Linked DNA regions of Homo sapiens: all the other regions are linked to region 7. Evidence: chromatin contacts called from ENCODE Hi-C or POLR2A ChIA-PET data. All regions are on one chromosome and are shown on one strand. The core of a region is the stretch at or near the end of the contact, and the rest is flanking DNA. Distances in the headings are between cores, read along the strand shown. Region 1 holds the start of UBE2Q2 (ubiquitin conjugating enzyme E2 Q2). Region 2 holds the start of UBL7-DT (UBL7 divergent transcript). Region 3 has its middle 7.8 kb from the start of CIMAP1C. Region 4 overlaps SNX33 (sorting nexin 33). Region 5 holds the start of FBXO22 (F-box protein 22). Region 6 has its middle 5.5 kb from the start of LINC02255. Region 7 holds the start of PPCDC (phosphopantothenoylcysteine decarboxylase).

Region 1 (3,722 bases), core at 1-2,500, 820 kb after region 7:
TGGGAGCACTGTGCAACTACATAGGTTGGACGCATATGCAGCTGGTCCTGCCTCTTGCACTTACGATTGCACACACTATTGTCTGCCAAATTGGGATGTATTCCTTTGGACTGCTATCCAGACCTTTATTCATTTTTTGAGCACCTACAATGTGCCAGGAATTGTGCTAGTGGTGGGGATTCCAGATAAGAGCGAGCATTCAATTCAATCATATCGGGTTTCTACTATATAACAGGTCTTGTTCTAGGTCCTGGGGATACAGCTCTGAACACATTAACACGGGGCAGAGACAAGGAATAAATGGGTTAAAGATCAGATAGTGACAGGTGCCCAACAAAAACTTAGCACAGGACGATGTGACACAGGGTGACTATTTGAAATGGGTTGTGGTGGGGGGTGCCGGAGATGATATTTGAGCTATGAGTTTAGTGAAAATAGTGGGCAGCCCTAGCTCCATGGGGGTGTGGGTGGGGAGGGTTATCTTAAGCTTGGGAAACAAGGCAAAATAAGGAAAGGGGGGAGAGAGAGACTATATACGGCAGAGTGAACACAGGTGGTAGCTAAGGGAAGGGATGAAATCATGGGACACCTCCAGGCAACAGCCTCCAGGGGCTAAACCATCGTCTTGGGTAAATGGATGGTTTGAGAGCAAAGGCGGGAGCAGCGAGTCCGGTGAGAAGGTCCTCACAGGAACCCAGGCTGGTGAGAAGGTCCTCACAGGAACCCAGGCTAGCGAAGCGGTGGCTCGGACTAGGGTGAAAGTAGCGGAGGTAACGCTGGGTGAGCCGCACCCGCGTCTCCCACGAGGTCCCCCCAGTGAGGTTAGCGGGTGCCGCGCCGAGCGCCAAGCTGAGGAGCCGCCCCCAGGGGCTGGCGCTAGTCTGCAGCGGCGCCGACGTGGCCGGCGCGATCCGCCACGCACGTGTCCGGCTCCAGGCCGGGGGCGGGGGCGCGCGGGGGTCTCCGGCTCCTCCCCGACTTCTGGGGCCCGGGCGCCAGCTGGCCCCGAGCCTCCAGTCCGCGGGTGCGAAGAACGGAGCAGATGGGTCGGGAACAAGGGAGCTGGGTCAAGGCGAGGAGGGGGCGGCCGGGCGCGCGCGCTCTGGCCTCGTGCACGCGCTGAAACCGGAGCGCGCAGGGCGCGCCAGGGTGAGGGGGACGGGGGCGGGGTGGGGGCAGCCCTTTCCCAGGCGGTAGCGGGGGCGGCGTCGCTGTTGCCCTTTTAAGCCGCGGGGCCGCCGCCTCCTGCCGCTGGAGTCGGTTACAAAGGAAGCGCCACCCAGGCCGCCACACGCCGAGGCTTCCGCGCCCCTCGCCATTTTCCAGCAGCGCTCGACGAGGCGGAGCCGCGAGAGCGCGGCCCAGGCCGGCCCCGCGGGGCGGTCGCGGCCGTGACGGCGGCTCCGGGCCCGGCTCCCCTTCCGCGCCCGGCTCCCCTTCCGCGCCCCTCCCGCCGGAGATGAGGGGAAGATGTCCGTGTCAGGGCTCAAGGCCGAGCTGAAGTTCCTGGCGTCCATCTTCGACAAGAACCACGAGCGATTCCGCATCGTCAGTTGGAAGCTGGACGAGCTGCACTGCCAGTTCCTGGTGCCGCAGCAGGGCAGCCCGCACTCGCTGCCGCCGCCACTCACGCTCCACTGCAACATCACGGTGAGGCGCCCGGCCGCGGCCCCGCGGGGCAGGGCGAGGACGGAGAGGGGGCGCTTCGAGTCCCGGGACAAAGGGGAGCCTGCCCCGGAGAGGCTCCGGCTCCCCGGGCGGGGCAGGCCCGCCCCTTTCCCCCGCGACTTGCCCATCCCAGGCCGGGCTGGGACTGCGCGAGGCTTGGGTGGGAGGAGGCGGAGGGCGCGTCTTTCCGGCTTCTCGCCAGGGGCTGGCTTGGGGGCTTCTGGCCCATCTCGGTCCCCGTCTCCTAGCCCCGAGGGGGGAGTCCGCGGCGGCCCAAGCCCTTGTGGGGTCCATGGCCGCCCTCAGCCGGCCTGCTCCCGGGACCGGGGCGGGGCGGGGCGGGGCGGCGCAGCTCCGGCTGTTGTTTGAGCCCAGGCCGGCAAGGGGAACGGCCCTTAAGTTTTAACGCCTCATTTTTCAGTCGGATTTTCCTTCTTCCCGCTTGTTCAGCCAATTGTTTTTAAGTTTGCGTTTAAGGAGAAACTGACAATGAGAATGGACTCGTTGACGGAGGAAAAGTTGGAATGCAGACTCTGGTGCTGTTTGAGCGACCCCTCTCCCCCGGGCCTGGCTGCGCGCTGCTGTGTTCTGGAAAGGAGCATAGTACCGTCGTTGCGGCAGGTGGTGTTGAGTGTGTATTCGTGTGGCCCCTCCCTTGTGTGTAAGCCTCGAAAATGGATAGGTGAAAGGAGATACGCGCCAGGGCTGCTCCCCGGAAAGATCACGTATGTCACAAAGCCGAAAAGACACTTTTAAAAACTCACTCATTAAGCGGAAATCTCATTAGAAACCCAAGGCTTGGTAAAGGAATTGAAGTATTAAGTTTCTCCATAAAAGTGTATCGTGAAGCTATTCGTCGTGAAATTGATGTAGGATATTGGTCCAAACTGCAGAATATTCTCTTGGTTATAATAGGCGTCAAGGTGGTGGCTTCGGGCTCCTTTTCAAACATGGCTAAAACCAAGTCTTGTTTTTAACTCCCTTTGGTTGAGTCAGTGGGTACTCAAGTGCCTGCAGGGTGGCTGGCGTTTGCAAAAACCTTGATGTTATAATTGACCTTAAAATGGTTACCAGACTATCTGGGCAGAAGGTGTGTTAATTTCAAAAAAAAAAAGACAAGTGCTGTACTGAGGAGATAATTCATTTATTGAATGAATACGTCTGAGTGTTCTGGGCACTAGTGTTGCAGAATTGAGTGAAGTCGTCCTCGCTCTCAGAACTCAGTCTTCTTGGGGGAAGAGTTCAATAAGGTGACAGCTCCTGTGGTATCATCAGGAAAGCCAAAGCAACTAATTTTGACTTGGGGGAGGTGCGCTTCAGGGAAGGCTTTGATGAGAGGCTGAGACAGTTAGAGATGAGCTTCCACAGGTGACTACAATTTTGGAAGGCTGGCGGAAGGGCATTTTAGACTGAGGAAACTCCACCCAAAGAAGACACGGAGATTTGAGAAAGTGTGGTTTCCTTAGAAGTAGAAAATTTATGCTAAGACTTGAGAAGCCCACGATACAGGCTGGAGAAGGGGAGGATTTTCCAAGAGTGGAAAACAGAAAGTGTAGTAGTTGTCATGAAGCAGGTGTTTTAAGGAGACGGGCCTGAATGGCTTCGAGGGTGATTACTCTGGTAGAAGTTGGGGCATGGCCACGAAAAGGTAGGGCTGGTTTGAATGATAGGAGACTGAATTTGTAGGCTGTGGGGAGCTACTAAGTTTACTCAGGTAAGTTGGGAGAATGTATCTTTCATCCAGGATTAGAAATGGTTCTCTACAGTGGGTGGCATTAGGAAATGTGGTTATCCCAGTGGGGGTGGGGTGGTCTTATTGCTGTGCCGGCATTTAGTGCTAGGAGTACAGGGATACCAAATGTTTTGCAACGTTCAGGCAGTCTGCCACAGCAAAGAATTATCCCACCTAAAGTGCCACTGGTGCCCCATCGAGAACCATATTGAAGGCTGGTAAGAGTCTGCTGCAGATAAAAATAAGGAGTGATGACCTGGATTAGGCAGTGGCAACAGAAATGGAGCAAGAAGTGAATGAGACACTTTCAGTACAAGGAGGA
Region 2 (3,677 bases), core at 234-2,733, 560 kb before region 7:
ATGGTGAAACCCGTCACTACTAAAAATACAAAAATTAGCTGGGCGTGGTAGTGCGCACCTGTAGTGCCACCTACTCGGAAGGCTGAGGTTGCAGTGAGCCAAGATCACGTCACTGCACTCCAGCCTGGGTGACAGAGAGAGACTCTGTCGCAAAAAAAAAAAAAAAAAAAAAAAAAAAAGCCAGACGCGGTGGCTCACACCTGTAATCCTGTCACTTTGGGAGGCCGCGGAGGACGGATCACTTAAGATCAGGTGTTTGAAACCAGCCTGGCCAACATGGTGAAACTACATCTCTACTATAATAGAAAAAATTTGCAGGGCGTGGTGGCAGGCGCTTGTAATCCCAGCTACTTGAGAGGCTGAGGCAGGAGAATTGCTTGAACCCGGGAGGTGGAGGTTGCAGTGAGCCGAGATAGCGCCACTGCACTCCAGCTTGGGCGACAGAGACTCCGTCCCTCCCTGCCCCACCCCGGCCCCCCAGAAAAAGACCTCTTCCAATACCTCTAAACCATCTATATAAATTAAGTCTAAACTTCATCGCCTGGCTTACAAAACTCCCTGCCAGCCTCATTCCCCAACAGAGCCCTACCCCTGCAAAGGACCTCCACAACATGTAAGTACACACTCATAACAAAGCTCTCCCCTATTTTACACCTCTGCTCATCTAACTCTGCATGTAATTTCTCTTCCCTTTTTGGCCTTTTAGCAAACTCCTACCGAAACCAACACAGATTCAATAACCTCAGTCCCCTCTCTTTCCTCTGTTGTTCCCACATCCCCTCAGAACAAAAGGGCTACAAATATCTGCTTGCCCCCTCCTCCACCCCAATTCTTGAATGCCCTTGAAAACAAAAGACTAAAGTTTTCTTCATCCTTGTCCCCATACCTGGCATACATGGAACCCCAGAAAATAAATCAGAAACTCTGACGGCGGAAGAATCTTGCAAAGCAAGATAAGTTCTTGTTATAGTCATCATTATTGCTTCCAAAGAGACCTCTGATAGAGAAGAGGAAAGAAAAGGCTGTGAAGCTGCCTAGCAGACCTTCAAGCATCCTCAAGGTATCTTCCACCTCAAGTTTATGCCAGAAGGAGGTCGTTTTATATACCATGTCTCACTTAATCCTCACAACGGTTCCCTAAGGCAGGCATTAGCCACATTTTAAAGATGAGGGAAGCAAGACTCAGTAAAATCACTGGCCCAAGGTCACAGATCGCTAGTAATGGGGCAGGAACACTATCCGGTGGCGACCTCACCGCTCCAGTGGGACCAGCTACTTGGCTGACACACATCGAGCCCGCGCTGCCCAGGGCCCCAGCGCCCTCACCCGTCCCGCGGAAGGAACCCGGCCGCACTGCCGCCGGTGTAAACACTCACTCTGGCCCTCTCGCCGGAAACCGGAAATTCCGCGCTGCATTCTGGGAGTTGCAGTTCCCGCTGTGGCCCCCCGCCCCCTTATAAACAGCCAGTCTACAAGAGGCGCTAGTTGCAAAGCTTCCGGTTCTGGGGGAAGGCGTGGCTTCCGCGCTCTTTGAAATGTCCGGCGCCGGAATGTCTGGGTGCTTTGGTTGGAGAGGGTCCCATTTCCAGTCATTCTTCAGCCTGGTGATTCCCGCGCTCCCCTGAGGAGCATATGAAGTACGTCGGTTCTGCCAGGTTGGAACGCGCTGCTGGACACTCGGCCGTAAGGCGGATCCCGGATCCCCTCCCACTCCGACCCTTCCCTCCAGAAGGGCCGGTTCCCAAACGGCCCCTTTAGACACATCCAAGCGGTTGCCGACGGCCCTCACGATGAAAACTGCTGTCCGTTGGTGAAGGCAGCCTCTTCTGTGCTCCTCGCCGCTGACTTCCTGAGGCGGACCTACCTGTGGAGGCATACCAGGAACCAGACGATGACCCCCTCCAAAAGTTGGGTCTTTGAGGAGAGCTACTAACTTGGGTTCCTGGTACACCCTCTACATGCAGTGGTGAAGCTTATCTAACAGTCATTCATAGAATCAGTTTGGGAAGGGGAATTTTCACTGAACTCTCATAGAGAAACTGTGTTTTAGATAACAGAAAGTTCTGCACGGTTAAAATGGAACAGAAATTTTTTTGCACAGAAATTAGGATTACCGAAAATACTGAAGAAAGACTACCTCTGATTGGACTCTTCTCAAGGAATTAATAATTCAAGAACTAAGGAAAGAAAAAAGTGATTATATGAAAATACTGAAGTTGATCGTAGCAGCTGAAGGCTGATCCTGTGTGGGTAAATGTAAACGCTGAATTCCCACATTCCAATGTGCGACCTGGGATTAAGGCAGCAATTGAGCAGGGTAATGTTACTGAGGAGAGCGAACAGATCGCAGGATCTCAGAAGGCCTAACATTAAAGGCAGATCACCCCTCTGTTCTCATAAGTTATATGGGGAGTTTTGAAATGGCTTTCACTGTCTTCAGGGAGTTTATCTTCAGGATAACTCCCATGTATGTTGTGGGCGCATTAGGAACCCATGGCTGTTCCCAAAGTCTCCCTTTCCCATCCTACCCATTTTTAGATATACCCCCTCTTTCAGTAATCCTTCCTAACTAGACTTCTTTAGACTCCTTCCTCTCCTGCCTACTAAGTTACTTGCACCTGAGCTCCATAATTTATCAAAATTATATATTGTGAATACTTTCCCAGTTCATGATTTTTTTTTTACTCTTAATGGTATTAGATAATTTAATTTCATTTTAAAACTTTTTTTTTTTTTTGAGACGGAGTCTTGCTCTGTCGCCCAGATTGGAGTGCAGTAGTGGCCGATCTCGGCTCACTGCACCCTCCGCCTCCCGGGTTCAAGAGATTCTCATGCCTCAGCCTCTTGAGGAGCTGGGGCTACAGGTACCTGCCACCACGCCCGGCTAATTTTTGTATTTTTAGTAGAGACGGGGTTTCACCACGTTGGCCAGGCTGCTCGAACTCCTGACCTCAGGTGATCCCAAAGTGCTGGGATTACAAGCGGTAGCCACCACGCCCGGCCTGAAATTTTGTTGTGATGGTTAGTGCCTTTTGTGTCCTATGTAAGAAATCTTTGCCTGCCCTCGTTATGAAGATACTATCCTAGGTTTTCTTCTGTGTTATTTTATCTTTCACATTTAGGTCTATGATTAATTTCACATTAATCTTTGTATATGATAGGAGTTAGACATCAAGATTCATCTCTTCCATATGGGTGTACAATTGATCCAGCACTATTTAAAAATTTTGTTCCCACTGAATTTCAGTGGCAGCTTTGTCATAAATCCGGTGACTATGTATGTCTGGGTCAATTTTTGACTCTTATTCTGTGCCATGGGTGTATTTTTCTGTCATTGTGCCAATGTCACACGTCTTGATTTCTCTAACTTTAGAGTAGGTCTTGATATCTGCTAGCCTTTTGGCTTTAAGAGGGGCATGGCTATTCTATCACCAATAGATGACAATTGTTAACTTTGTTTTATGCTTCTAAAAGTATAATTTTACTGAATCTTAAATATGTATATTCAACAAAATTTAGATTACACTGTACATTTGTTTAGTAATCTACATATTTTACCTAGCTTGAATATTTCCCCTGTGCTCAAATATTCTTGAGACTTTTTACTTTGAAATAATTTCAAGTTTACAGTACAGTTGCAAAAATATTACAAAATAATGCCCTCATACCCTTAACCC
Region 3 (3,296 bases), core at 465-2,964, 710 kb after region 7:
GATTGGGAGCTGGCCCTGGAGCTAGGACTCACTCTTGGGGTAGGTTTATGGTCCCAAGAGAAGGGGAGAAGGAGGATGGAGGGTTCAGAAGGAATATTGGGGGGGGGTGAAGATGTTCAGATGAGAGGTGGCCCCGCAATCAAAGGGATGCCGACTCCAGGGAAGATGAATGGGGCCTCCCTTGTGCCTCGGCCTGCAAAATGACAGGGTCATTTAGCTTGGGATTGACCTTTGGATGAAGCAGTCCCATCACTTGACATTGCCTTTCCTGTGGTAGTGCCCCCAGAGAGGTGACTTGCAGAAGGTCAGGCACGGCCTCCCAGGTCTGGCCGACTGCTGCGTGGCCCCTTCTGAACAACTCAGGGGGTTCTCGCTTGACCTTGCAGGAAGCCCTGGTTTGATCCTTGTAGGACTTGAATCTGTATCTTCAGGTCACTAGACTCCGGAGCCTGGCACTTGATCACACACAAAGCCCCCATCCGTGCATTCATTCATTCAACAAACATTTGCTAAGCTCCTGCCCTGTGCCAGGCTCTGGCTGGGTCCGGGGGTACGAAGACTTGGTCTTCACCTGGAGCCCTGGCCTCCAGGAGGTCTGAGGCTGTGTCCGTGAGAGGGTGGGAATTCACCCTCTCCCACCACGAGCAGATGTTGGAGGGTGGATGAGGCTCGGTGCCTGGCAGGAGACCCACCTGAGGTTCCTCTCTTCTCTCTAGGGGGCAAGACAGGCCTGGCTCCATGTTGGGTTACCTCAGCCAGGGCTTGGTGGTGACATCACAGTCCCACGAGCCTCTTGGACACTGGCTGGGGTGGGGGCTGGTCTGTTGTTCCACTGTTGCTGGAGGGAACCCCAAGGCCAATCACCACTCAGGTTCCCAGGACCTGGGGGGATGGTGGCCCTGGGCCAGGAGCAGAAGAGGGGCCCTGCCTGCAGGGACACATGGACACACCATCTGGAGGCACACAGGTAGGGGCTGTGCACACACACGTCCCTTACCGCACACACGTGGGGCAAGACACACACACAAATGCACAGACCCACACCTTACTCTACACACACACACCTGGTACCACCACTGCCTTCAAACACCCTGCCCCATCCCTCTCTCCCAGGCATCTCATCTCATGCACAGATACGTGCCCACCCAGGCTCACTGGCGCCCCTCACTGCCCTGGAGTAGTAAATCCACAAACCATGAGATGTCCCGACATGCAGAGAGAGGTGGGATGGGTGATGGGAGGGAGGTCAGGAGAGTCCCTGCATTCCCCCAGGAGAGGGGACCGCTGGCTGCTCTCAGCCCGCCAGCCTGGGACCTGGCCTCTGGGCGCTGTGCACGTGGTCGTGAGAGGGCACCCCCATGAAGACAAGCCAGGTCCCCACTCCTGCTCCCAGCACTCACAGACACCCACTCTCGGGGCTGCTCAGGTACGGGAGGACTAAACAGGAGCTCCTGCCACCCGGCTCCTTTCGGGGTGTGGTGGGGGGCTGGTGGGAGGACACATCCCCCTGAGTCCGTGGCCCTGCTCACTGGTGGAGAGTTGCCCGCCCTCCCGTTCCTTCTGCTCCCTCTTCCTCTCCACGCCCACATCCTCCCAGCTGGCCTTTCTCTCCCCCAGATCCTCTCCCATGACCAGGTTTCCTCTCTCTCTCTCTCTCTCTCTCTCGCTCCCTGTGTCCCTGTGACCTACTTATGCTCTAGAATAATGATCGACATTTTCAATTACCCCCAAAGTAACAGCCGTTCTTGGGGCCTGGCGGAGGACGGCTGCATGGGCGTGGGCACGGGCGCTGGTTTGAGTGTGGGGCCTGCGGGTGGTGGGGGTGGGGACGCCCATGGTCCCACTGTCCTTTGTTTGCTTTTTCTCATCCGGAGCCTTCAATTTTTCCTGGAAGATTGGAAGCACGTTTCCCTTCAGGGGAGGAAGGGAGATAAAACAGAGAAATAAAAACTGTCATCATTCTCTTGTAAACAGCGTAGAGCCAAGTGGGGGCTCGGCAGGAGAGAGCGACATGAGGGAGAGGCCAGGACAGAGAAAGGGGGCCGAGAGGGATGGGGTGGGGAGGTGAGCAGGAGCCCCCCCTCAAGGCCGGGTGGGTGGGTGTCCTGCAGGAAAGACTGATGGGAGGGGAATGAGGCGAGGTGAGGCTGATCCAGGGCTGGGGCCAGGTTGGGGGGTTGCGGTTTGAGGAGACACAGTGTCTGCTGAGTGCCAGGCAGGCCCTGGGAGGCAGGCGCTATTCTCCGAATCCCACCCTGCGCCAGGCTCTGGGGGTGCTGAGGTGAGTGACAGACATGTCTTTGCACTCTTGGGGCATAAACTCTATTGGAAACAAAGCGGTGGCTTCATGTGTTCAGCACTTATATCAATTGAGGCTCAGAGAGGGTGGGTGACCTGCCCGATGACACACAGCTGGAGGTGAGGAGACCAGGATCCCAGCCAGGTCCGTGTGACCGCAGTCTCCTTTCACACCACCTCCGCTGTGGGCACACTTGGCTCTTGCGTGACCTTGAGCAAGTCCTCACCTCTTGGCCATCAGTTTCCCCATCTGAAAAGCAGCCAGCATGCTGGCTCTCTGCAGGGCTGAGGGGAGCATCAGATGTCTGGATGTGAAGGACGCTCAGCTCTGGCTCTCTGGCGAGTTGGCGGGGGGACGGAGGAGCAAAGACCACCGGATGCTGGGAGAGGGACTGGCCGGCAGGGAAAGGAGGCCGGACCGCAGATTTACTCCCTGCTGCTGCCCAGTGGCAATAATTGGGTACTGCAGAGGGTGGGTCTGGAGGACCTTCTTCAGCTTGCAACAAGGCCAGAGCAGAAAGGTGCCTCTAGGGAGTGTTGTCTAGTCCTCCCGGCCCCATTTTGCTGATGCCCAGAGAAAGGAGGGACTCCTCCTCAGGTCATCCAGGGCAGAAGCTTGGGCTAGGCTTTCAGGGTAGGGTGCTTCCCTCCATCCCTGTGGCAATCAAGAAGCCCCCAGTCAGCTTCAGAGCAAGAGAAACAGAGTTCTACATCCTCTGCTTGATGCCACCACCTCCAGGGAGACTTCCAGGGTCTCCTCCAGTAGGAAGTGGCCTCACTCCTGCCCTGCAGTCCCACACTCAAACTCTCCTTGCTCCTCCTGCCCCACCCAACCATGACTGTCCTCCTGCCCGCAGCAAATCAGGCAGCGGGGCCCCTTGAGACACGAGAGATGGTGGAGAACCATTGTTACCACTCAGGGAGCATGTGCCAGGGGCCCACTCTGTCCTGCGGCTCTACCTGCATCCTCTCACTTGAACCTCGTAAGAACCTTGGTA
Region 4 (3,254 bases), core at 695-3,194, 640 kb after region 7:
CCGTCAGGGAAGGTTGGCTAGACCAGGGACCAGGGAGCTTGTGCAGGAAGATGGAGAAGGGCCAGCAGGTGCGGTGGGGGAAGGGGCGGGCAGGACTCCCTGTTCAGGGCATAGCGTCCTCAGAGGAACTTCTGGAATGGGTCCCCCTGGCCCTTGGTCAACATTAGGTCAGATTTGGGACTTTCTGAGGAATTTTCCCCTCTCTCCACCCTGCCCCATTTTCTAACCCATCCGAGGAACTTCCCGCCCTTAACCTCTTCTCAGCTCTGCCATCCATGTAGCCATCTGCAGAAGGGGCTCTGAGCAGTGGGGGCTGGGCCAGGCCGAGGCAGGGCTGGTGGGAATGCTCCTCCTAACCCATGGTGCCTGGAAAGTCCCCTGCTCATGCTTCCTGCTCTGGGAACAGTGTTGTCCTCTGTGTGCCTTCCTTGAGAGGGGACCACCTCCCAGGCCTTCCATCCTCAGGGTGAGGCCATCAGTCTGATACTTTTCTCAGGAGGGACTTGGATCCAGGAGAAGCATCAGGAAGTGGAGTCTTGGGATAATGCCAGGCCTGCTCCTGGTATCCTGAGGTCTCTGGGCTGGGGCAGGTGTGTGTGTGGCAGGGAGGGAGGCTGTCCTGGCCCTCCTCTCTCTTTTCTTTCTGCCTCTATGGGGGTGGGGGTATTGGGGGAACTTGGGGCCGTTCTGGGGTAGCTAAGCCCCTTTCAGCAGGAGATTGGGGGACCAGTGTTGGGGGCATCCTGGTGATGGCCGATTCCTGCCTCGTCACATGCCAGGCAGATGTTCCCGACTCGGCTGGACCCAGCTGCCTCGTTTCCTCCCTTACTTTGCTCTGAGGGGGTGGAAAACAAGGCTTCTCTTTCTGCCCTGGACAGCTACCAGCACCCGGGGTAGGGGATCCCCTGGTCACCAGTCTTGGCCCAGTACAGGAAAAGGAATCCGCTTTGTGGCCACAGATGGGGGCTGGGGATGGAAGCAGACCTCAGATCCTGCATCTCTTCACCCGCTGGACACAGGAGGGCTATGAACCACTGTGCCGTGGCTGCACCACTGGCTGGAGCAGAGCCAGGCCTGGGAGAGGCAGGTGGCCCCATCGGCCCCTGCTCTGCACCACCCCTCCCAGATGACAGAGCCATATGTCTTCCACGTGTCTACACACTCACAGACTCACGAATGTAATCGCTCAGTCTCACAACAAGCACACGCAGTCACACACCTGCCCACAGGCACATACGCCACATAAGCATGCCTGTATGCTCACACAGTCATACTGCCACACGCTATTACACATTCACAGCCACAGCCACACATGCCTTGCCATCCATTCAAAGCACCAGTGGCTACTTTGTCAGACACAGCCACACCACAGTCCTATGCACATGGTCATAGCCTCACACAGTGACACATACTCGGGCACACACCGCCACAAAGCCATGCTTGCACAGAGCAAAGGTGTCATAAGCATCTCTGTGCCTGGACTGCACCTGCATGACCTCCCAGGGTCCCCACCTCATCAGAGATTAAGGAGAGCTTTGCTTGGAGACACCACCCCTGGAGGGGGTGTCTCCAAGGGGGAGTAGAGCCAGTCACAAGCACCACATACAGGCACACAGCCTGAGGTCTAGGGATGCAATTGGGATGACTGGATACCACCAAGTTCAGCTCCTTATTGAACAGATGGGCGCCTGAGGCCCAGGGAGCAGTGGTGGCTGGCCTTATCACCCAGCAGGGCAGGGGATACTCTGGGGCCAGAGCCTGGCTCTGGGCAGACTCTGTTTCCTGGCCCTGCCCTCCCCTGGGCCAATCCTCTGGGCCAGGCTGCCTCTGAAGGCCCCTGGCTGAACCGATCCAGCAGAGCTCCAGGCAGCTCCCTTCTCAAGCTAGAGCTGAGCTGCAGTGGCCACGGGAGCCGGAGCCAGGATGCGGTGGGCAGGGCCTAGGCCTGGGCGGGAGGAACATTCCTGCACCATCTCCTCCCCAAGCATGTGAGGACCCAGCCCGCCCTGCCCGCCTGCCCGCTGACTCAGGCCTCCAGGAGCCAAGCCTGCTCAGCTCCCCCACCCACCCTAACCTGCTTCCCCACTAGTTCGGCTCTGGTTCCCCTCTCCACTGGCTGGGGCAGGAGAAGACGGTGAGCCCTGGTAGGAAGACCATGGGGAAAAATCAAACCTCACCACCCCCCGACATAGCTCAGAAGGGCTGATTGTGAAACCCAGCTCTGTTCAACATAGTTGAACACAAACTTTTTTTTTCTTTTGGTTTGGTTTTGTTTTGTTGGTCAAACCCCAGTGCAGTGCAGTCTGTTTAAGAAGTAGTGTCGCATAGCTGTGGCCTGGATCTGCTCAGCAGCCCCAGTAGGCAGCATTTATTCCCTTTCGCAACAAAGAGACTGAGACTTGGCCAGAGGGAAGATGGGACCTGCCTAGGTTCACACAGGGAATCTCTGGCGGGGCTGGACTCAAACCCAGCTCCCTGCCATCACTCCTTAGAGTCACACTGATGAACTCATTTAGGGCCAAAGGAAGAAGGGGAGGCAGATTTCCCCTCTAGATGAGTGAAGGGATAGGAGGCTGGTGAACCCAACGGCTGAAATGTGAAGGGTGAGAGGGTAGGGTGAGTCCCCCCAGCCCTGAGGGATGAAGGGTCTGAAGATGGCACTGCACGGTGACAGCTGCAGTGACTCAGGAGCTCCGTTTACAAAGGAACATGAGTGAGGAACATAACTTAATTTTTTTTTATATCTGACCTGAATTTCTGTTTTCCTCCCCCATTCCCCACATGGTAGAAGTGTAATCTCACATCAATTTGGGGACCCTTTCTTTCCCCAGGGATGTGTAGAACTTTTGGGGATGGCACATTTGAAGACCTTAGGGAGCTTTGCATTTTAAAGGCTGAATCCCACACTCTATCATACATATTAATATTTACCTGCATTCCACATTAAAGGGTTCAGTTTATGACTTGTGTCCTGTCTTGTAGATACTTAATTAAACGGTATTAATTTTGATTTTGCCCCTTTCTGTTGGTGCTCTGCTCTCTTCCCTCCTCCCCGCCCTGCCCACCCAGCAGCACACATTGTTACGGGTTGCTTCTTGCAGAACTCCTGGACCTGGATGCTGCCATTGGGCCTGCGATGCCCGCCATGGTCCTGGTCAGCATTGGGCCCTCCGATCATCTTGCCCTGCCTCCTGCCTTTCCCCTGCATGCTCCCTTGATGCCCATCCTGAGTCTCTGTGTGTCTGGCTCTTCTC
Region 5 (3,423 bases), core at 710-3,209, 880 kb after region 7:
CTTCTATTAAGACAAATTAAATATTTGCAAAAATGTAGTGATGCCGTCACTGGTAAACTGTCCTCTTTCCCTACTTTATATCAGCCACAAAGAAAGAACGCCCACTTTGAAAGGCAGTCAGGTTTCATTCAGTAGCCAGAGAATGGAGAAGGGGAGCTCATACTCTAAAGGCACCTTCTCCCAGAGGGATGGGAGGCTGGGGAGTTTAAAGAGTTAGCTGAGGGGCGGGGGAGGTATGAACGGCATGCACAGACTGGAGTTCCAGACAAGCAGGCATAGTCCCTGAACATGCTGCTTCATACATCCATGTTCGTAAGATGCCAGTGAGCTTTCTTTAGGGAGAGGATTTTAGCATTATGTTAATTATCTAAAGGTAACTGGAGGGCGCCTGTTTATCTTCCTCTGGTATTCCGCAAGGGGTCAGGAAGCTCTGGTGACATCTGGGCCATCTGGCTTCCTTAAGCAGCTGCGCCTATAAATAGACTATGGGAAAAAACTGGCTGGGCTTGGTGGCTCATACCTGTAATCTCAACGCTTTGGGAGGCGGAGGCAGAGGGATGTCTTGAGGCCAGGAGTTTGAGACCAGCCTGGGCAACATAGACCCTGGGTCTACCAAAAAAAAGAAAAAAACCACAGCTACTCAGGAGGCTTATGCCACTGACAATGTCATACTATCCACCAGTGGGGGAAGGAGGATTTGGGAAATAATTGTTTTCCATAAAAATATTTCGTTAATGTATAACATCGGTTTTTTAAAAAGAGTTAAGCATTAAGATGTTCTGATTTAATTTTTAATATGGTAAATATTGATAGTCATAACACACATAAACTATTGGTCGTGTCAATATTTTAGGGTGTAAAGGGTCCTGAGGCCATAATGAGAACTGCTAATTTAGACCAAGTTTCTGCCCAAGATCTGGCGATCAAATCAGGGCTCCCTTAGGAAGGAATTGGCGGGAGGAATGGATGTTAGGTGGGGACAAACCTGTGTCTGCTGTGCTTCCATTTCTTGGTGGTTCTCAGTTTGAGCATGCATCAGAATCGTCATAAAGTGTGTTAAAACAGATTGCTGGGCCTCACCCCCAGTGTCTGATTCAGGAGGTCTGGGATAAGGACCGGGAATGTGCTAAAACTTAGTAGTTTCCAGGTGAATCTGATGTCCCTGGCGGGGAACTGGTGCACAGCTTGGGGCGTGCTTCACAGCAATCATCTCACTCAGCTACCTTAGAATGGCAGGTGCTATTTATGCCATTTTACTCATTCGAAACTTTAAACCTGAAGATTACAACGAGTTAACTAAGTTTACAAGGAATAAAGGCAGTGATTTTCACACACTAAGACAATTTTTTAAAAGCAAACGTCCGTTTATAAATCGAGCTTATGCTATTTAAACAGGCATTGGGACTACGAAGAGCAATAAGTACTACCTAGTCCCTGCAAGGAATTTGTGAATTAGAGAAAGATGTAAACTCAGAAATATGGCGGTGCCAGGGCAGTGAGAGGCACAGGCACAGAAGAAGAATTTATTTTCACTGCAGGAGGCCTCCTAGAAAGTTGCCAGGAGCGGTGGCTTATGTCTGTAATTCCAGCACCTTGGGAGGCCCAGGCGGGAGTATCGCTTGAGCCCTGGAGTTTCAGACCAGCCTGGAAACCCGTCTCTACAAAAAATACAAAAATTAGCTGGGCGTGGTGGCGGGAGCTTGTAGTTAAAGCTACGAGGGAGGCTGAGGCGGGAGGATCGCTTGAGCCTGGGAGGTAGAAGCTGCAGTGAGCAGAGGCCGCGCCACTCCACTCCCGCCTGGCCACAGCATTAGACCCAATCTCAAAAATGAAGAAAACAGTTCCGAGCGTATTACGGAACGGAGTACACCTCGGAGTACGGGCTCCAGACGAGGGAACGCACCGGCGTTGCCACGCCCACCTTCCCCGTCCAGCCGGAAGTGGCGCGGACGCCTGCTCAGTGCGCGCCGGCCGGGCAACCCTATGCTGGCGTAATCGGGTTCCTCCGAGCCGCCGTAGGACTGGTTCCGGCGGGCTGGTGAGGAATGGAGCCGGTAGGCTGCTGCGGCGAGTGCCGCGGCTCCTCCGTAGACCCGCGGAGCACCTTCGTGTTGAGTAACCTGGCGGAGGTGGTGGAGCGTGTGCTCACCTTCCTGCCCGCCAAGGCGTTGCTGCGGGTGGCCTGGTGAGGAGAGGAGGCGGAGGCGGGAAGCTTGCCTGGGGACACGCCGTGGGCATGTCCCAGGCTGGCGGGGTGGGGGGAGAGACCCTTGGGACCCACCAGGGCCGTCCCCGGCTCGCTCGCCCTACCTGAGGTGACCCCCTACCCGCGAGGTATCTCCCAGCCGTGGTGCCCCGGGGGGACTTCCCTGAGGGGCGAAGTTCCCCTTAAGGTTTTCTCCATATCTGGCTCTTCTTCCGAACTAGCGCCCTGACTGACACCTACCTACCCCGGGGACTTTGGATCCCGCAGGGATCTCCTGCTGCTGCGCCAGCGGGTGGGGGTTTGTGAGCTGTGGGAGAGACGAAAATGAACGTCCGTTCGCAATCCTTTGTGCGTTTGCGTCCTCAGCGTGTGCCGCTTATGGAGGGAGTGTGTGCGCAGAGTATTGCGGACCCATCGGAGCGTAACCTGGATCTCCGCAGGCCTGGCGGAGGCCGGCCACCTGGAGGGGCATTGCTTGGTTCGCGTGGTAGCAGAGGAGCTTGAGGCAAGTAGCAAGGGGTGTCATGCACAGTCATTTGCAGGTTGGTGGTTCAGTCTTTGAGAACTATTTTTTTTTAAATCCCAGTTTTGTTAATTAAAGGAACATCTCGTTCCGTGAAAAGATTTTGTAAACATCAGTTTTAGTGACTACACGGTAAGGATGTGTCATGATTTATTTGACCGTTCATCAAATGTTGGGCCTTTTTTTTTTTTTTTGAGACGTAGTCTCGCTCTGTGGCCCAGGCTGGAGTGCAGTGGCGCGATCTCGGCTCACCGCAAGCTCCGCCTCCCGGGTTCACGCCATTCTCCTGCCTCAGCCTCCCGAGTAGCTGGGACTACAGGCGCCCGCCACCATGCCCAGCTAATTTTTTGTATTTTTAGTAGAGATGGGGTTTCACCGTGTTAGCCAGAATGGTCTCGATCTCCTGACCTCGTGATCCGCCCGCCTCGGCCTCCCAAAGTGCTGGGATTACAGGCGTGAGCCACCGCGCCCGGCATGTTGGGCCTTTTAAGTATCCACATTTTCACTATTAACAACAACGCTGTGCAGAACCTTCCCTTCACCTGCTTCCCTTGAAGCAACTTTTTGTTGTCTGTTTTACCGGGAAGACAACTGGGTGTGTCTTGCTCAGTGAGCACACCTAGAAAGCCAAGAACCAAAACTTAAAGCCAAATATTTCAACTTCTGATCCTGTACTCTTTTGCTTCTCTGGCCC
Region 6 (3,193 bases), core at 589-3,088, 650 kb before region 7:
ATTAAATAGATTCCTTTTGCTGTTTGGGGTTTTTCCTGTTTGTTTGTTTGTTTGGCCTTGGGAGGGGTCATGTGGCCATATGGTAAAGAGACATTCCCAAGGAAGGAATGAAACACATTGTTCCTGCCCGGGCCAGGGCTTATGTAGTCAGGGATTATGAAGACTGAATGTTCTGTGTCCTGGAGGAAAGGGGTCCCTGCTTTGGGGACTGTTTCTTTTTATGGATCCTGGGCTATTCCTTCTGTCCAACAAGAGTGAAATGAAGGGAAATACGGGACAGAGTTGACATAGCTTTAGGGGCAGGAGTAATTGGGGTAAAGGAGGGGAGAAGACTGGACCCAGAAGTCAAAGGCCCAGAGCCCCCGGCAAAGGAGTGTTGCCAGGTTGGGAGCCTCTGCAAAGGGCATCTCTGAGGGCTGTTCCTAGGGGCCCACCCATTGCAGCCCTCCTATGAGAACTTAACTCCACATGGTGAACTGGAACCTGAGCCCTAATCTTAGCTACCCAGGGCAGCCTCTCCCTGCTCCTCTAAATCCTCATCACTCCTGTAAGTCCAGAGGAACCCCCACACCCCAACTTGAAGGGTGAATGAGTACCCAGGCACTCCCTGCCTGGGTGCACACTGTGGCTCCTTGTCCCCCTCTATACATTGCCCAGGCTGGCTTTGAACTCCTGGGCTCAAGCAATTCTCCTGGCTCGGCCTCCTGAGTAGCTGGGAATACAGGCGCGTGCCACCGCGTTCAGCTTCATTTTTATTTTTACAGCTTCACTTCACTTCCTCAGTGCAAACATGTTAAAATATTAAAAATTTGCTGTAAAGTTTTTGAAAGGATATTTATAATTTTGCTCTTGAAACCATTTGGCTAGGAGTGACTGATTTAAATTACAATTGGGAATTCTTGTGAAATGAGAAAAACCTAGCCCACACATTCTTTCAGATGTAATGAAATTTTTATGAATACTAAATTTAACAGTTAATGAGGTTGATATAATGTTACAGTTGGACACTTGATTAAGAATTTATTGATTTCCATTTTGCAGTGTTCTTATTTGAGAGCCAATCATTTTTTCTTCAGCTGTGAAATATTCACATGGGCCCTTGGGAGGCCCCCGCTGCGGGCTTCTCTAGCGGGCAGTACATAAGTAACCAGGCCAACAGCTCTTCCCTGTCCTCCCCCTGACACACCTCGCACCCCTTTACACAGGCACATAAGGAAAAACACCCATCGTGGCTGGACCATGGAGACAGAGTCCAGTTCCAGAGGAGGAAGAGGATGGGGCCAGTCAGACAAGGGCACAGAAGCCATGCCATGCCATGTCATGTAAGCAAGAAGCTTCTTACTGCAACCAGTGGCTGGGGCTGCTAAGGGCACTAAGATTCAAGACCAGTGAGCCACGGAGGTTGGCATGGGCACCTCTTCCCTCCTGGGGACAGTAGGTAGTGGGGGCAGGAGGGGAAGGGCCACCTGCCTGGTTTACATAGTCGGCCACAGAGCGGTGGCCCACACTTATTCGACGACTATAGCCTCAGTGTTCCAGGCAGGTGTGCATGGGGCCAGCGGGCTATGAGAGGCTTCCACGTGGCACAAGGACAGCACCCCACAAGGAGAACATGAAAAAGCTAACACAGTAGCACAGGCAAGTGCACAGTACCCCAGCCTCCCCTCGGAACCAGAGGGCGGAGTGGACTGAGGCCACCCTCAGCCAGGTCTGCGGCAGAAGCTGAGGCAGAGAAATGCCACTTTGTCCTTGCTCCAGTCTCTCTCTCAGCCATTCAGATACCGCTTCCTTCACTCCAGAGCCTCAGCCGGCGCCTCTCAGATCAAACCTTGTGCCACTAGGTGGAGCCAAAGCCCACAGCAACAGCGCCGGGCTCGGACACCCAGCCGCCCGCGTGCAGGAAGGAGGTGGGCTCGCGAGGCAGGGGACTGGGGGCCCCGGGCTGAGTCTGGGCCCTACCGGGGGGCCAGGAAAGGAGTGGGAGAGCCAGCCACAGCCCACAGTGGACTTATTTGGTTTACATGGTCCGTTCCGTCCGAACTCGCACTGTAGGCTAAATGGTCCCAGAGCCAACCCCGGCAGCCGCAAATCCCCGTTTGTCAGATAAGGAGGCTGAGGGCCTGAGGGGAGGATCCAGGAGAGCCAGAACAGGGCTGAAGCCAGAGCCCGCGCCCCTGTCCACAGAGCCTTCCCCTGCACCGCTTCCGGGATGTATCCCCTGCCCGTGGGGAGGGCGCACGAGAAGAAGGTGCGGCTTCCAGAAGGGAGATCCTGGGAACGAGGCCGGGAGACACGCTTGGCTCCGGAGCCTAGGACTGGCTCCGGGGCACGAGCCGCAGTCCCCTCCAGCACCTCCTGGTGGGGGCCGCAGCTGGGATGCTGGCTTCGGGCGCCGGCGGCCGGAGCAGCGGAAAGCATCCACCTACAGAGGCTGCGGTGGAGGGGGCGGGGCGGGCGCGGACCCGGAGGCGCCGCATTGGACGAGGGGGTTGCTGGGGTTCTCGGATTGGCTGGCCATGAGGGGGCGGGACCAAGGCCAGGGCTGAGAGGCGTGAGGACCTGGAGCGTGAACGCGTGGGGAAGGCGCAGAGACCTGGCGCAGGTGTTGCGGAGCCTTCTGAGACTGGCCTAAGCTGCAGAATTGATCGAGCATCTGGAGTGGCCATCGGCCGTGTTGCCCGCAGACACAGGTGTGCTGCGACAGACCAAGCTCCAGGGTCCCTCAGGTAGCCAGGTGTGCGGCACAGCTTTGTCCCTCCCAGAACTCAGTTTCCCCAGCAGGGGGCCCGGGGACTATTCCAATCCAGTACTCTGGCCTGCCCCTCCCCTCGCTCTCACTGACCTCCCAGCAGCCAGACCAGGTAGGTATCCAGGCTCCTTCCTATCCTGCCCCCTGCCCCGCTCCATCCTCATCTTTCCCTTAAAGAAACCTCTCTCCAAGGTCCACGGTTACATCACATACAGCTTTGCACACCCAGTGCCCAGCACAGAACCCCCACCCTCTGTGGTTGTCCTTTCGCTTCTCGCAAGGTCCATGGGAGCAGGGGACCAGGCTGGGACAACATGTGGCCCCACCTGGTTGCTATAAAAGCTCAGGTAAGGAAGTTTACAGAAATATGTTGGGGTTACTGCACCTGTAAAAAGTGAAAATGGCCAATTATCATCAATGTCAAGAAGAAAAATTGCCCTTGTT
Region 7 (3,580 bases), core at 391-2,890:
CAGTGAGCCGAGATCGCACCACTGCACTCCAGCCTGGGCGACACAGCAAGACTCCATCTCAAAAAAAAAAGACACGGCTGGATCCCTGCGTAAGGGATGGTTTGGCCCAGATGGTCCACTGCGGCTAAGGGCGGGGGTAGAGCAGAGGCCCCACCTCAGCTCAGGGCAGGGGACCCGCAGCTGGTTCAGCCACCTCAATGAATACAGAGGTTCCTGGGGCCTGTGAAGGCTAGAAAATGAAGGGGGCAGGGAAGCATGCCAGTGTGTGTTCTTCTGCCGCCTTCCCTTTGCCCATTTGATGCCTTCCACCTGGATCGCTATTGGGATCCTCTATCTAACCTCCTGGCTGTCCTTCAAGATTCATTTCAAGTCACTCCTTCAAGAAGGCTTTCCTGCCTAGAGGTGTTGCTTCCTCATGGAGGATCTTACCCTGTCATTTTCTGTGTCCCTGTTTGTCTCAAGAACAGGGACGCATCTGATTTATCTCTGTATCCTGTGCACCTAAAATAGAAGAGGCTTGGTAAATATTAAGTGCCACGAGCCCTCTTTTACTAAGGACCTGCCAACATGGGCCCCATTCACACTAATACCATGAAGATAGCCCTTTTCTATACTTCGTCATAAAAAAGTAATACACACACCCGGGCAGCAACTTCCACACAAACAACACATGTGCAAGGAGATCACCATTATTTCCAGCAAAATGCTCCCCAGGGCCGAGCGTGGTGGCTCACTCCTGTAGTCCCAGCACTTTGGGAGGCCAAGGTGGGCGGATTGTTTGAGCCTAGGAGTTTGAGACCAGCCTGGGCAATAGAGTGAGAACCCGTCTCTACAAAAAATACAAACATTAGTCTGGCATGATGGTGCACTCCTGTAGTCCTGGCTACTCCATAGGCTGAGATAGGAGGATGGCTTAAGCCCAAAAGGTGGAGGTTGCAGTGAGTGGAGATAGCACCACTGCGCACTCCAGTCTGGGTGACAGAGCCAGACCCTGTCTCAAAAAAAAAAAAAAAAACAAAAAAAAAAACAGCTCCCCAACAAGATAGCAGGCTACAACATGCATGTGATGAAGCTGATTTGAAGCGCTCAGTGAGAGGTATCTGCATCAAGTTGCAGGAGGAGAAGAGAGAAAGGAGAGATAATCATGTTCCTGAGGTCTCAGCCCTGGATCAGGAAATCATTGAAGTATTAACATATCCTGACATTAAGGAAATGCTGATGTTTTTGGACTTTGGCAGTCTGTCCAACCTGCAGGTCACTCAGCCAACAGTGGGGATGAATTTCAAAACGCCACGTGGAAGCTGTTTGAATCTTTTTGAGATACTGTAATATTTTCAATAAACCTGGGACAACAGCAAAAAAAAAAAAAAAAAAAAAAAGGCCCCAAGCAACAAGCAGTGTGTGTGGGGCTGATAGGAGTGAGGAAAGGAGGTCGGACAGTTATGCCAGCCCCTATCGAGAGTCCCAGCAATACAAAGAACAGGGCCAGGGTTTGCTCCAGGATTTCCCCAGTGGACTACAACTCCCGGAAGGCAGAGAAGTGGACTACAGCTCCCAGAAGGCTGCGCGACATACAGCCAGCCCGGTGCTCTCGTGAGGCGTGCCAGTCAGATTCCGCGGGAGAGCGGCAGAGATACCGCGATATTTGGGAGCGGCCCCGAGACGCGCCTGGCGCGGGTGAGCAGTGGAAGGGGGCTGGGAAGCTGGGTTCTCGCGGCGGCGCGGGAGGGGAGGTTCGGGGAGCTGTGTCCGCGAGCGTGGGTCCACGGCTGTCTGTGTGTGTCCTTATTTTCCCCTGTGTGCCCATGAAGCTCTGTTTGCGACTGTGCGTGGGTAGGCGGCCGTCCATCTGTGCGACCTCACTTTCCCGGCTGTACGGGTGGGGCCGCCTGGAGCAGGAGGGACCCCCGAGCCCTGAGTGGAGGGTTTGCATCTGTACCCGTCCAGCCCGACTTTGTGCTGCTCTGCGATTATTTGTCCAGTGTCGTTTAATCTAGTTTAAATGATGGCCGTGTCAGCTCCTCACACTGAACGCTTACCCGGGCTGCCCAAAGTACAAAGTGTATTTAAAAAGTTGGTAAAATTAAAAAAGGAAAGCCATGGGATGTTGGAAGTAGCCCTAGGCCTGCCAAAAAGTGCTGAGTGCTATTTAAAAATTAGGCCAAATCTTGTCAGAAAAGAACTTCCTGCTGTCCTTGAAGTATTTGGAAGCAGGTGCTAGATGGTGAGCAGGAGAGGTTGCCAAGTTGGGGAAGTGGTGGTTGTCCTGGAGCAGGGGTTTCCACATCTCTCACAGTGGCTGGGAAGTAGCAATTCGCAGTCACTGCCTTTCTAGTAGCCCACGTGTGTGAGTGTGTGTGTTAGATACATTTATCCCTCAGTATCCGCAGGGGATTGCTGTATACTTTTTTTTTTTGAGACAAGGTCTCATTCTGTGACCCAGGCTGGAGTGCAGTGGCAGGAACATGGCTCACTGCAGCCTCGACCTCCTGGGCTCAAGGGATCCTCCTGCCTCAGCCTCCTGTGTAGCTGGAACCACAGGCATAAACAACCATACCCGGCTAATTTTTATTTTATTTCATTTTTGTAGAGACAGGGTCTCACCATGTTGCCCAGGCTGGTCTCAAACTCCTGGCTCAAGCTATCCTCCTTCCTTGGCCTCTCAAAATGCTGGGATTACAGGTGTGAGCCACCACATCACCCTCCTGTATACTCTTTTTTCTTTTCTTTTTTTTTTTTTGAGTCAGGGTCTCACTCTTGTCTCCCAGGCTGGAGTGTAGTGGTGCAATCATAGCTCACTGCATCTTCGAACTCCCTGGGCTCAGATAATCCTCCCACCTCAGCCTCCCAGGTAGCTGGGACTGCAGGCACGTGCCACCACGCCCTCCATATAATTTAAATAATCTCTAGATTACTTATAAAACCTGATACAGTGTAAATGCTATGTAAATAGCTACACACTTTTTTTTTTTTGTGGTACTATTATTATATTTTGAAATGGTCTCTCTCTGTCACCCAGGCTGGAGTGCAGTGGCACAAACATGGCTCACTGCAGCCTTCTAGGCTCAAGCGATCCTCCTGCCTCAGCCTCCCAAGTAGTTGAGACCACAGGCATGTGCCACCACACCTCACTAACTTTTAAATTTTTTGTATGGGGTCTTGCTATGTTACCCAGGCTGGTCTCGAGTACCTGGGTTTGCTCAATCCTCCCACCTTGCCCTCTTAAATTGCTGGGATTACAGGTGTAAGCTGGAGCAGAAGCCTGGGCAGCCGGTAGTGAGGGGCTTTGATGTTAGGCTAAAGGATTCAGGCTCATAATGGATCTTGGATCCCTGCCTACCCACCACCCACTTCCCTTGTTTGGTTCTGCTTTGTCTTAGGCTCAGTTCTCATCCTTCCTGTATTGAGCTTGAACGTATACCCTGTCTGGCCTTGCTTTCCTTGCTCTGTCTTTAGTCTGGTTCTGTGCCAGCTCCACCTTTGCCCATATAGGGACTGGCAGGTATCCCTGAAACCTAAAACTCTGCCCTGAATTAAACTCATCAGAGGAGACTTAAACATCACAAGCTGAGGCTCTTTG

Evidence for each region. A loop is a pair of places that touch in the nucleus more often than their neighbours do. ChIA-PET counts read pairs that join two places held with the same protein, here RNA polymerase II (POLR2A). Pooled maps may share reads with other maps.
Region 1: a pooled map shows a loop between it and region 7 (9-fold over the local background). The contact joins the promoter of UBE2Q2 here to the promoter of PPCDC in region 7. A Hi-C loop is called at or near these places in 5 of 50 pooled maps.
Region 2: a loop to region 7 is called in a map of CD8-positive, alpha-beta T cell, with 14 times the contacts of the local background. The contact joins the promoter of UBL7-DT here to the promoter of PPCDC in region 7. A Hi-C loop is called at or near these places in 2 of 168 maps with a recorded cell type or tissue (CD8-positive, alpha-beta T cell and naive thymus-derived CD4-positive, alpha-beta T cell) and 10 of 50 pooled maps. POLR2A ChIA-PET finds 5 or more read pairs at or near these places in 1 of 52 experiments (OCI-LY7).
Region 3: a loop to region 7 is called in a map with no recorded cell type, with 2.9 times the contacts of the local background. The contact joins the enhancer-like site here to the promoter of PPCDC in region 7. A Hi-C loop is called at or near these places in 1 of 168 maps with a recorded cell type or tissue (CD8-positive, alpha-beta T cell), 1 of 37 single-sample maps with no recorded cell type and 7 of 50 pooled maps. POLR2A ChIA-PET finds 5 or more read pairs at or near these places in 1 of 52 experiments (B cell).
Region 4: a map of A673 shows a loop between it and region 7 (3-fold over the local background). The contact joins the enhancer-like site here to the promoter of PPCDC in region 7. A Hi-C loop is called at or near these places in 2 of 168 maps with a recorded cell type or tissue (A673 and K562) and 2 of 50 pooled maps. POLR2A ChIA-PET finds 5 or more read pairs at or near these places in 2 of 52 experiments (MCF 10A and activated naive CD4-positive, alpha-beta T cell).
Region 5: a loop to region 7 is called in a map of CD4-positive, alpha-beta memory T cell, with 6 times the contacts of the local background. The contact joins the promoter of FBXO22 here to the promoter of PPCDC in region 7. A Hi-C loop is called at or near these places in 1 of 168 maps with a recorded cell type or tissue (CD4-positive, alpha-beta memory T cell) and 5 of 50 pooled maps. POLR2A ChIA-PET finds 5 or more read pairs at or near these places in 1 of 52 experiments (Panc1).
Region 6: a loop to region 7 is called in a map of naive thymus-derived CD4-positive, alpha-beta T cell, with 11 times the contacts of the local background. The contact joins the enhancer-like site here to the promoter of PPCDC in region 7. A Hi-C loop is called at or near these places in 1 of 168 maps with a recorded cell type or tissue (naive thymus-derived CD4-positive, alpha-beta T cell) and 6 of 50 pooled maps. POLR2A ChIA-PET finds 5 or more read pairs at or near these places in 1 of 52 experiments (PC-9).

What each region holds. Positions count from the first base shown.
Region 1 is chr15:75,842,197-75,845,918 of GRCh38, forward strand. It overlaps UBE2Q2 (ubiquitin conjugating enzyme E2 Q2), which reads left to right and starts at 1,251. Exons shown (of 13, transcript NM_173469.4): 1 at 1,251-1,650. The coding sequence starts at 1,471. RefSeq lists silencers at 832-1,011, 1,052-1,191, 1,332-1,411, 1,662-2,061 and an enhancer at 1,333-2,230.
Region 2 is chr15:74,459,782-74,463,458 of GRCh38, forward strand. It overlaps UBL7-DT (UBL7 divergent transcript), which reads left to right and starts at 1,484. Exons shown (of 4, transcript NR_120377.1): 1 at 1,484-2,246. UBL7 (ubiquitin like 7) reads right to left here and starts at 1,379. Exons shown (of 11, transcript NM_032907.5): 1 at 1,256-1,379. RefSeq lists enhancers at 1-464, 620-1,466, 921-1,010, 1,301-1,450, 2,398-2,898.
Region 3 is chr15:75,730,242-75,733,537 of GRCh38, forward strand. It overlaps the pseudogene DNM1P35. Among named protein-coding and RNA genes, the nearest start is that of CIMAP1C, 7.8 kb to the left of the region's middle. RefSeq lists an enhancer at 1,090-2,021. Within about 2 kb of position 1,715, at least 7 of the 41 ENCODE cell types and tissues checked have a DNase peak (open chromatin) inside an H3K27ac peak, as active enhancers do.
Region 4 is chr15:75,659,292-75,662,545 of GRCh38, forward strand. It overlaps SNX33 (sorting nexin 33), which reads left to right. Exons shown (of 2, transcript NM_153271.2): 2 at 1-3,010. Among named protein-coding and RNA genes, the nearest start is that of SNX33, 13 kb to the left of the region's middle. RefSeq lists enhancers at 573-1,146, 2,295-2,868. Within about 2 kb of position 1,945, at least 29 of the 41 ENCODE cell types and tissues checked have a DNase peak (open chromatin) inside an H3K27ac peak, as active enhancers do.
Region 5 is chr15:75,901,919-75,905,341 of GRCh38, forward strand. FBXO22 (F-box protein 22) reads left to right here and starts at 1,960. Exons shown (of 7, transcript NM_147188.3): 1 at 1,960-2,185; 2 at 2,573-2,711. The coding sequence starts at 2,046. RefSeq lists enhancers at 1,128-1,787, 1,612-1,701, 1,788-2,445, 2,062-2,161, 2,182-2,231 and a silencer at 2,282-2,351.
Region 6 is chr15:74,371,978-74,375,170 of GRCh38, forward strand. No RefSeq gene overlaps it. Among named protein-coding and RNA genes, the nearest start is that of LINC02255, 5.5 kb to the right of the region's middle. RefSeq lists silencers at 1,849-1,898, 2,499-2,558 and enhancers at 2,159-2,208, 2,690-3,193. Within about 2 kb of position 1,839, at least 8 of the 41 ENCODE cell types and tissues checked have a DNase peak (open chromatin) inside an H3K27ac peak, as active enhancers do.
Region 7 is chr15:75,021,950-75,025,529 of GRCh38, forward strand. PPCDC (phosphopantothenoylcysteine decarboxylase) reads left to right here and starts at 1,641. Exons shown (of 6, transcript NM_021823.5): 1 at 1,641-1,677.